3 separate regions of the Mus musculus genome follow, and regions 1 and 3 are each linked to region 2. The links are chromatin loops, found by intact Hi-C in ENCODE. Cell type or tissue: left cerebral cortex. All regions are shown on one strand.

What was found. A loop is a pair of places that touch in the nucleus more often than their neighbours do. Peaks named below come from ENCODE experiments on the same cell type or tissue, not always from the same donor. Only the 100,000 strongest peaks of a DNase experiment are listed, where the experiment ranks them.
Region 1: a loop joins it to region 2, with 2.7 times the contacts of the local background. A loop is called at or near these places in 2 of 42 quality-filtered maps.
Region 3: a loop joins it to region 2, with 5 times the contacts of the local background. A loop is called at or near these places in 15 of 42 quality-filtered maps.

What each region holds. Positions count from the first base shown.
Region 1 is chr5:133,897,028-133,899,527 of GRCm38, forward strand. No RefSeq gene overlaps it. Among named protein-coding and RNA genes, the nearest start is that of Gm40340, 150 kb to the right of the region's middle. In left cerebral cortex, a CTCF peak has its summit at 1,421; a DNase peak (open chromatin) is centred at 1,382.
Region 2 is chr5:132,114,408-132,116,907 of GRCm38, forward strand. All of the region lies in intron 2 of Auts2 (autism susceptibility candidate 2), which reads right to left. Among named protein-coding and RNA genes, the nearest start is that of 4930563F08Rik, 240 kb to the left of the region's middle. In left cerebral cortex, CTCF peaks have their summits at 702 (motif pointing left) and 1,418 (motif pointing right); a DNase peak (open chromatin) is centred at 1,447.
Region 3 is chr5:131,533,044-131,535,543 of GRCm38, forward strand. Auts2 (autism susceptibility candidate 2) reads right to left here. Exons shown (of 20, transcript NM_001363480.1): 6 at 778-829. Among named protein-coding and RNA genes, the nearest start is that of Gm29681, 120 kb to the left of the region's middle. In left cerebral cortex, a CTCF peak has its summit at 975; a DNase peak (open chromatin) is centred at 964; H3K4me3 peaks cover 1,214 bases.

The DNA.
Region 1 (2,500 bases), 1.8 Mb after region 2:
GCATTATTCCTCAGAAGCTCTGCATCTTGTCTTCAAAGACAGTGTCTCTCACTTCTACCTGGAGCTCAGGAATTCAGCTACACTGGCTGGACATGGAGTCTATTAGATCCTTCTGTCTCCACCTCCCCAAGCACTGGGACTACATGCACCCACCCCACAACATTCTACCTTTTTTACTTTGCTCCTGGGTATTGAACTCAGATCCCCACGTTTGTACGGAAATCACCTTATAAACCGAACTATCTATCTCCCCAGACCCCATTTGAAGAAGTTTGCATGTCTCCCGCTCAGAGAGAAGGAGAAGGTCCACAAGCTGCAAGGTGCTGAAAAACATCATAAACCAACTCTTTAATGCATACAGTGTATTTTTGATCCTATTCTCTTCTCATACCTCTCCCAACTGTTCCCAGACCCACTCCATCTCATCTTCTTCTTCTTTCATTTTTTTTTAAGTAACCACTGGTGATTTGAATATGCTTGACGCAAGGAATGGCACTATTAGGAGGTATGGCCTTGGAGGTAGGCCTTGTTGGAAAAAGTGTGTCATTGTGGGCATGGGCTTTAAGATCATCATCCTAGCAGCCTGGAAGCCAATCTTCTCCTAGTGGCCTTCAGATGAAGATGTAGAACTCTCAGCTCCTCCTGCACCATGCCTGCCTGGATGCTGTCACGTTCCCACCTTGGTGATAATGAACTGAACCTCTGAATCTGTAAGCCAGCCCCAATTAAATGTCCTTATAAAAGTTGCCTTGGTCGTGGTGTCTTTCACAGCAGTAAAACCTTAACTAAGACACCCACTGAATACAATTTGCCCATCCACTGAAGTATGACTAACCTAAAAGAGGCCATATCCTTAAAATTGGCTTTTCCCTCTCCCAGGGCCATCAACTGTTATTAATTCTTTGGCTAAGCATGGGGGCTTGGGAGCCACTCCTCAGTCCATGCTGGAAAGTTGGCTGACTTAATCTTGTACAGGCAAACACAGTAGCCAAGAGTTCAGGAGATCGGGAGTCCTTTCCTGTCCAGGAGACACTGGTTTTGCCTGACCCTCCCAGATCTTTGGCTCTCTCAACCTTTCCATCCTCTCTTCCACAGTGTTTCCTGAACCTTGCGGGGGAAGAGGGTGTGATATATAGATGTCCCATGTGTTTCTCATCATTGCACAGACACTTATTCTCCGCACTTTGACAACCCATGAGTCTCTGCAGGAGCCACAGTCCATGGCACAGAGAGGCTTCTGTAAGCTGACTTTTGCAAAGGAGACCAGGAGGAAGCAATAAGTGGGACCTAGGAAGGTTGAGATGGAAAGCAAGCTGGCTGCTAAGGAACCCTGCCTGGCTGTTCCTGATTTTATTCCCAGGAAGCTCTGCAGCTCTGGACTTGCCCAGTCTGATAGATGGAGTCCCAACAGTGACACCATGTGTCCATGAAGAAGAACAACAGGATGTAGTCAGTTCTGAAGAGTGAGCATGGAGATTAACCCAGTTCTGTTTAAGGGGCAGTGGTACTCAGAGTCAAAGAACTTTCCAGCATGGAGTGAGGGCTGGCTCACAAGCCCCCACGCTTAGCTAAAGCACTAATAACAGTTGATGGCCCTGGGAGAGGGAAAAAATCATTTTAAGGGTATGGTCTCTTTTAGGTCAAAGAGTCAAAGATGCCTCTGTCCAACCATGATTTCTGATATTTTAAAGTATTAAATTCCAGCCGGTGGTTTTGTATAAAGTCCCCAAATGTGGATCAAAGTTAAGTTAATCGTTTGTTTTTGCAAAAACACCATAGATGTGAAATTGTGTCCATTTCAGTAAGTCAGGTCAGTAGGATCATGAAGCCATTGGTGAGCACAAATGAGACCACAGGATAAAACTGTCTGCCCTAGGATATGGGAATATACACATAGCTCAGTGGAAAAGTACTTGCTCAGCAATTGTGAGGTCCTGGATTCAACTCTCAGCATCACACATGCACGCAAAAGTGATGGGTGGACAGCTTACTCAATAAAGTCCTTGCCTCACTAGCATGAGTTCAAATCCTCAAAACCCATGTCAAAAACTGGTTACGATGACGTGGGCCTATAAGCCTAGCACTAAAACTTGGGACAAGGAGACAGATGGATCCCTGAAAGCTTGCTGGCCAGCTACCCTGGCTATGAAGTTTAGTTTTAATGCTCAACTTGAGACAACCCAGAGTCACCTGGGAAGAGAGTCTTAGTGAAGGAATGTCTACATCAGGTTGTCTTGTAGGCACATTGGGGAAGCAGGGGAGGGAGATGCATTCATTGCCTTGATTGATATGGGAAGGCCTAGCCCATAAGTGGTTGGCTTCTTTCATAGGTTTGGAGGCCCTGGACTATATGAGAGTAGAGAAAAACAGGTGAACCTCAAGCATGCATTCATTCATTTCTCTTTGCTCTTGACTGTGGATGTTAGGGGACTATATGCTTTGTTTGTACTTCCTGCCATGACTCCCCCAGCAGGGATGGACTGTGACTCAGAACTGAGTG
Region 2 (2,500 bases):
TCCCCCGACCTTTCAAGTCTTGGAGGGGCTAAGTGCATCCTCTCCTACTGAGGCCAGACAAGGCAGCCCAGCTAGAAGAACACATCTCATGTATAGGCAACAGCTTTTGGGATAGCCCCCCTCCAGTTATTCAGGACCCATATGAAAACCAAACTGTAATCTGCTACCTATGTGCATGTTTTTTGGTTGGTAGTTCAGACACTGAGAGCCCCAAGGGTTCAGGTTTCTTGACTCTGTTGATCCTCCTCTGGAGTCTCTCTTCTCTTTGCGGCTAGCTATCCCTCCTCCTATTCTGCCACAAGAGTCCCAGAGCTCCATCAACTGTTTGGCTGTGAGTGTCTGTCTGTCCGAGTCAGCTGCTGGGTGGAGCCTCTCAGAGGCTATTTGGAACAGTAGCACAAACATTGTATAACACCGTCCTTGAAAGAATCCAAGAATATATCCTAGGTTGACAAAAATAACATGGCTAGCTTACTGTCAACAAAAGAAATAAACAAAAAAGACAAACTGACTCACATCCCTGGATATTAGAATATTACTTCCGGGTTAGAGAAATGGCTGGGTGGTTGCAGACAATTGCTGTACTTGCTGCTCTTGCAAACACCCTGGGTACGAAGTCTGCTCAACAGGACCTGTATGGAGCCCCTCCCAACAACATCACTAATCCAGCGCCACAGGATCTGACGCCCTCTTCTGGACTCTAAGAGCAACTGCATGCACATGGCATACACTTACAGACAGACCCAAAAAAACAGCAAAAAAATGCAAAACTTTCCCTGTTAACATCTAAAAGACAAGTTTTCCAGATCCTTTCATGTTGAAAATTATTCAAGCCCTGGGCCATTGACTACAAAATCATACAACCTTGAGGACAGACTCGGGAATCACACTGACTCTGATGCCTGCCTGATAGAGCTTTTTTTGTTTTTTGTTTTTTTTAAAGGTAAATAGCAAATAAGCACACATAAAAGCAACCAAAACTGTCTGTATTTACTTTTCCCTGAAAAAAGGATATAGATGATACAACGCATTCTTTGAGTACACGAGGAGCAGAGATATAAGGTACACGGGTGGCTGGCTTCATTCCTTGGGTCTCATAACATAACATAGTTAGGAGGAACCTGCTGCGGACTGAACTAACTCCATATTGACAGGATGAATGTAAGGGGGGGAAATCTACAAACAAGAATAAACCCCCAGATGCTAATGAAAAACATAGACCCTACTAGATCAGCATTTTAACCTCAGACACAGAGAGACATATGCATAGGGGGTAACAAAAAGAAAAATACACATGACAACATTTACAGTTAATACATTTAAGAGAGACAGTGTGGTTTTCTTCTTTCTATGCCCCTCTCCACCAGTCTTTGAATCTAGGAGCTAAGCAGAAGTTTTCCTCTTCAGTAGCCTGTAGATGGTGCTACGAACCTGTTTTTCTTTCGCGGAGAACTGCAGTTTCATCACCAGAGGAAGCTAATTTATATATCCCATTTCTTGTACAGCTTAGAAAGGTGAATGGGGATACCATACCTTCTCACAGGTCACTGAAAAGGGCTACCTGGATAACTAGCTTCAGAAAATGGATATAATCATCCTTTTAATTGTGCACAATAACCAGTGATTGCTACCTTCCAGGTGGGATGACAGAGAAAGGCTCAGAGGTGACTGCAGCTGCTTCAGATACAAGCTCACTCTGTTCCACTACCCCATGGAATATGTGACCACGGCTTGATATTTGCCTGTCCTAAACTGTTCTCTGCAGCAAGCGGTGACAGAGAAATTTAAACACAGACAGATCGCTGTACCAAGCTGTCCTCAAAGGTCAGTGAAATCTTAGGTTTCTTTTCTTTTCTTTTGTTTTTTAAATATGTAGTTTATTTTGAACATACGCGTATTGTGTTCGAGTTCAAGAAAGCACATCTGTAATGGGCTGTTTTAAAACTCACCTTTTTAGGGCTGGGACAGTGCTTGCCTTGCAAGCATGAGAACCTGAGCTCAATCTCTAGCACCCACAGGAAGTTAAGCAGGGTGCTGAATGCTCCTCATCTAACACAGGGGAAAGGAACACAAGATGATCCCGTGGGCTTCCTGACCAGCCTGCCTGGGCTAATTAGGACAGCACTATTCCCAGTGAAACCCTACTCCAAAAGGCAAGGTGAGTAGCCCCTAAGGAACACCTCCTAATGATGCCTCATCTTGGTTGTCAGATACAACCCAAGAAGCTGGGCACTCGGGTCAGGGACTTTCTTGACTGAATCAATTTAGGTGAAAAGACCCACCCTAAATCTCAGCCATCCTTCTACTGGCAGCCCACATAAACATAACTGACATGGAAGAAGACACCTTCAGCTCTTTGCCTGAGTGCTAGCAACTCTTGCTATCAAGTTCATCTGCACTGTTATTGAAGCATTCCTTTGCTGGCATTGCAACTGATTTCTTCAGGATTCACTTAAAGACTGTATTGGGAGCTCCTTAAAAGAAGAGATGAGCGTTGCTT
Region 3 (2,500 bases), 580 kb before region 2:
GCAGAGGTTACCACAGGCTAGCACATCTTTATTTAGCAATCATCCTGCAAACCCCTAAGTGGGGTTCTATAGGGGGAAGGGAGTGGTGGGTTGGTATTATCTGTACCTTCCAGATGACACACCTTTTGAACTCAGTGCACAGAAACTCCTCTAAATTTCATTAGGTCCAAGGACACTTCTGCGAATGAAGACTCCTGAGGATCCTACCGACAGGGATTCAGGGTGAGCCTTCCCTGTGTGTACCTCGGCACCATTAGCCTCTCTTAATCTATGGACTGAGGTTTGGAAGGAATCAATGGAGAAGTGGGTACTTAAATTCTGCCCTCTTGCTCATTTATTAACTTTACAGAGAGCCCAGAGCAGAAGAAGGCTTGGTTTATGGCTCTAACGCCGTGAATATTAAATACCCCATTGGTTATTACCATCCGAGGCGCGCACACACACACTATTTATAGTGCTCTGACTGCCGGGAAGTTGATAACTAACAATCAAGACATTGTAAAACCATTCTTCTCTGTTGCAGCATCCCACACAAAATTAACACCACCGGTCAATTCAAACGAGGAATCGGGAAATTCTTTCAAAAATGAACATTTTCCTCCTGCACCTCAAAAAACCACCAGACCCCACAGTGGAGCAAAAACACAAAAATGCTAAGACAAAAAGAGCACATGGATTTTTTTTTTCCTCTCCTCTTTCTTCTTGGACAATGACAACGAGATGCATTTACTTATTCATTTTTAAAAGCCATCCTTTAGTGTAATAAATGGGTCTTACCTTTGTTTACAAGAACAGTGTTGAAGAGTTTTTCAGAGCTAGCATCTGAAGCCTGCAAAACAAAAAGGGGAGGGTAAGCGTTAGGACTGTCAGTGAAGACTATCAACCACAGCCTTGTCGGCTGCTATCATTTTAAATCAATTGACTATATTTTTAGGAAGAATGTAAGAGTCAGTGATTTCCCCAAATCCTCCATCAGGTGGTGCTGGTTGACTGTTGCAGAAAGGCCTGCACTGCAGCTATTTGCTGGGGGAAGGAAGAAAAAAAAAATCTGATTTTCAAAATGTGTCCTTATTATTATCTGTGCAAAACATATTTCTACAAAATGGTTCACAAGGCAATTTAGTTCATTCACAAAACGATTTTCTAATTCAGTTGACAGATCATTATTTTTAATTTTTAATTTATTTATTTTTAAATTTTTGACACCGGATTTTGTTTTTCAATTTTCTTCTACAAATCAGAAATGTGGTTTTTTTTTTTTGTTTGTTTGTTTTTGTTTTGTTTTTTGGTTATTTTTGACATTAAGCTTTTCCTCACCAAAGTGTCAGCCAGGATATCCAGAAACGAATTTGATTTTAAAGATGTATTTGATGATCCCGAGGTTCAGTGTTTGTCACGGTCACCAGGGCCAAACTCAGTGTTTTGGATGAGAGCTGACCCTATTTAAAACCTGGTCACTTTGCCATCTCTCATGCTTTTCAGGGATCATGTCAGCTAGTTATTATACTGGTGTGAGGGAAGGCAATGCGCCTCTTTAAACAGAAAGACTATAAAGTCAGCTTAAATTATATACTAATGTTCTAGGGAGGAAATGGTGAGCCAGTTTGATGAAAGAGACGGTAATATTGCAGGATTTACTGCTTCTTTCTAGGACGCGGAAAACAGGTAAAAATTAAGAAAGCTCACTCTTCTTATTTGAAGATACCACTTCGACCTGTCAATCAATGGTCAAGCCACACTCATGCTATGTTTGACCTGTGACCCCTCTGAGAAAACTCTGATCTTTCATGTTTTATACCAAGATGCATACATTTGACAAAGCAAGGCACAGAATGTTCACTCTATATGGGATAAAGAAATGTGGGGGGTAGGGGTAAGGGAAGTTGGGCTGGCTTTGGGGGACAAAGAAGATATTCTATGTAGTTTTCCAAGGCCACATTGATGGAGATGAAACATTTCTGCGTATAACTGAGGGAAATGTTCCAGTTCACAAGGCCAGGGATATAAAAAGACCTAGCCTATTTTTATTATGGCTGGCTCTCATTTATTTTATTCTAATCTTCCTTCTATACGGTGGTTCAGAGGATTAATAGGCTCAAGGGCAAAAAATATACAAAATAAGTATTCAATTGCATTCACTCGTGAAAAATCCTACAGAGATAACCCCTCTGCTTTTGCAGTTAGAATAAAATATACACAGAGCTTTTCCTGACATCATAAGTAACACTAAACAAAATTATATTATTAGAGTAGCATTTCATAAAAATGAGCCACAAAGAAGGTCCCGTGGAGGGTGTTCAGCATTAAACAGTTCAAGAATATTAAGTTACAAAGCCTCACTGATCTGCACTGCACACAGAGACTCGTGAATCTGAAAAAGCACACAGTGGCACCAAAGGTGTTACTATTCCCAAATCATAATGAGATTTCTATGTCTTTCTAAGTCTTGCAGTCTAAAACTTGGCAACTCAAAGAGTTTTCATCGTCCTTAAAATGATGT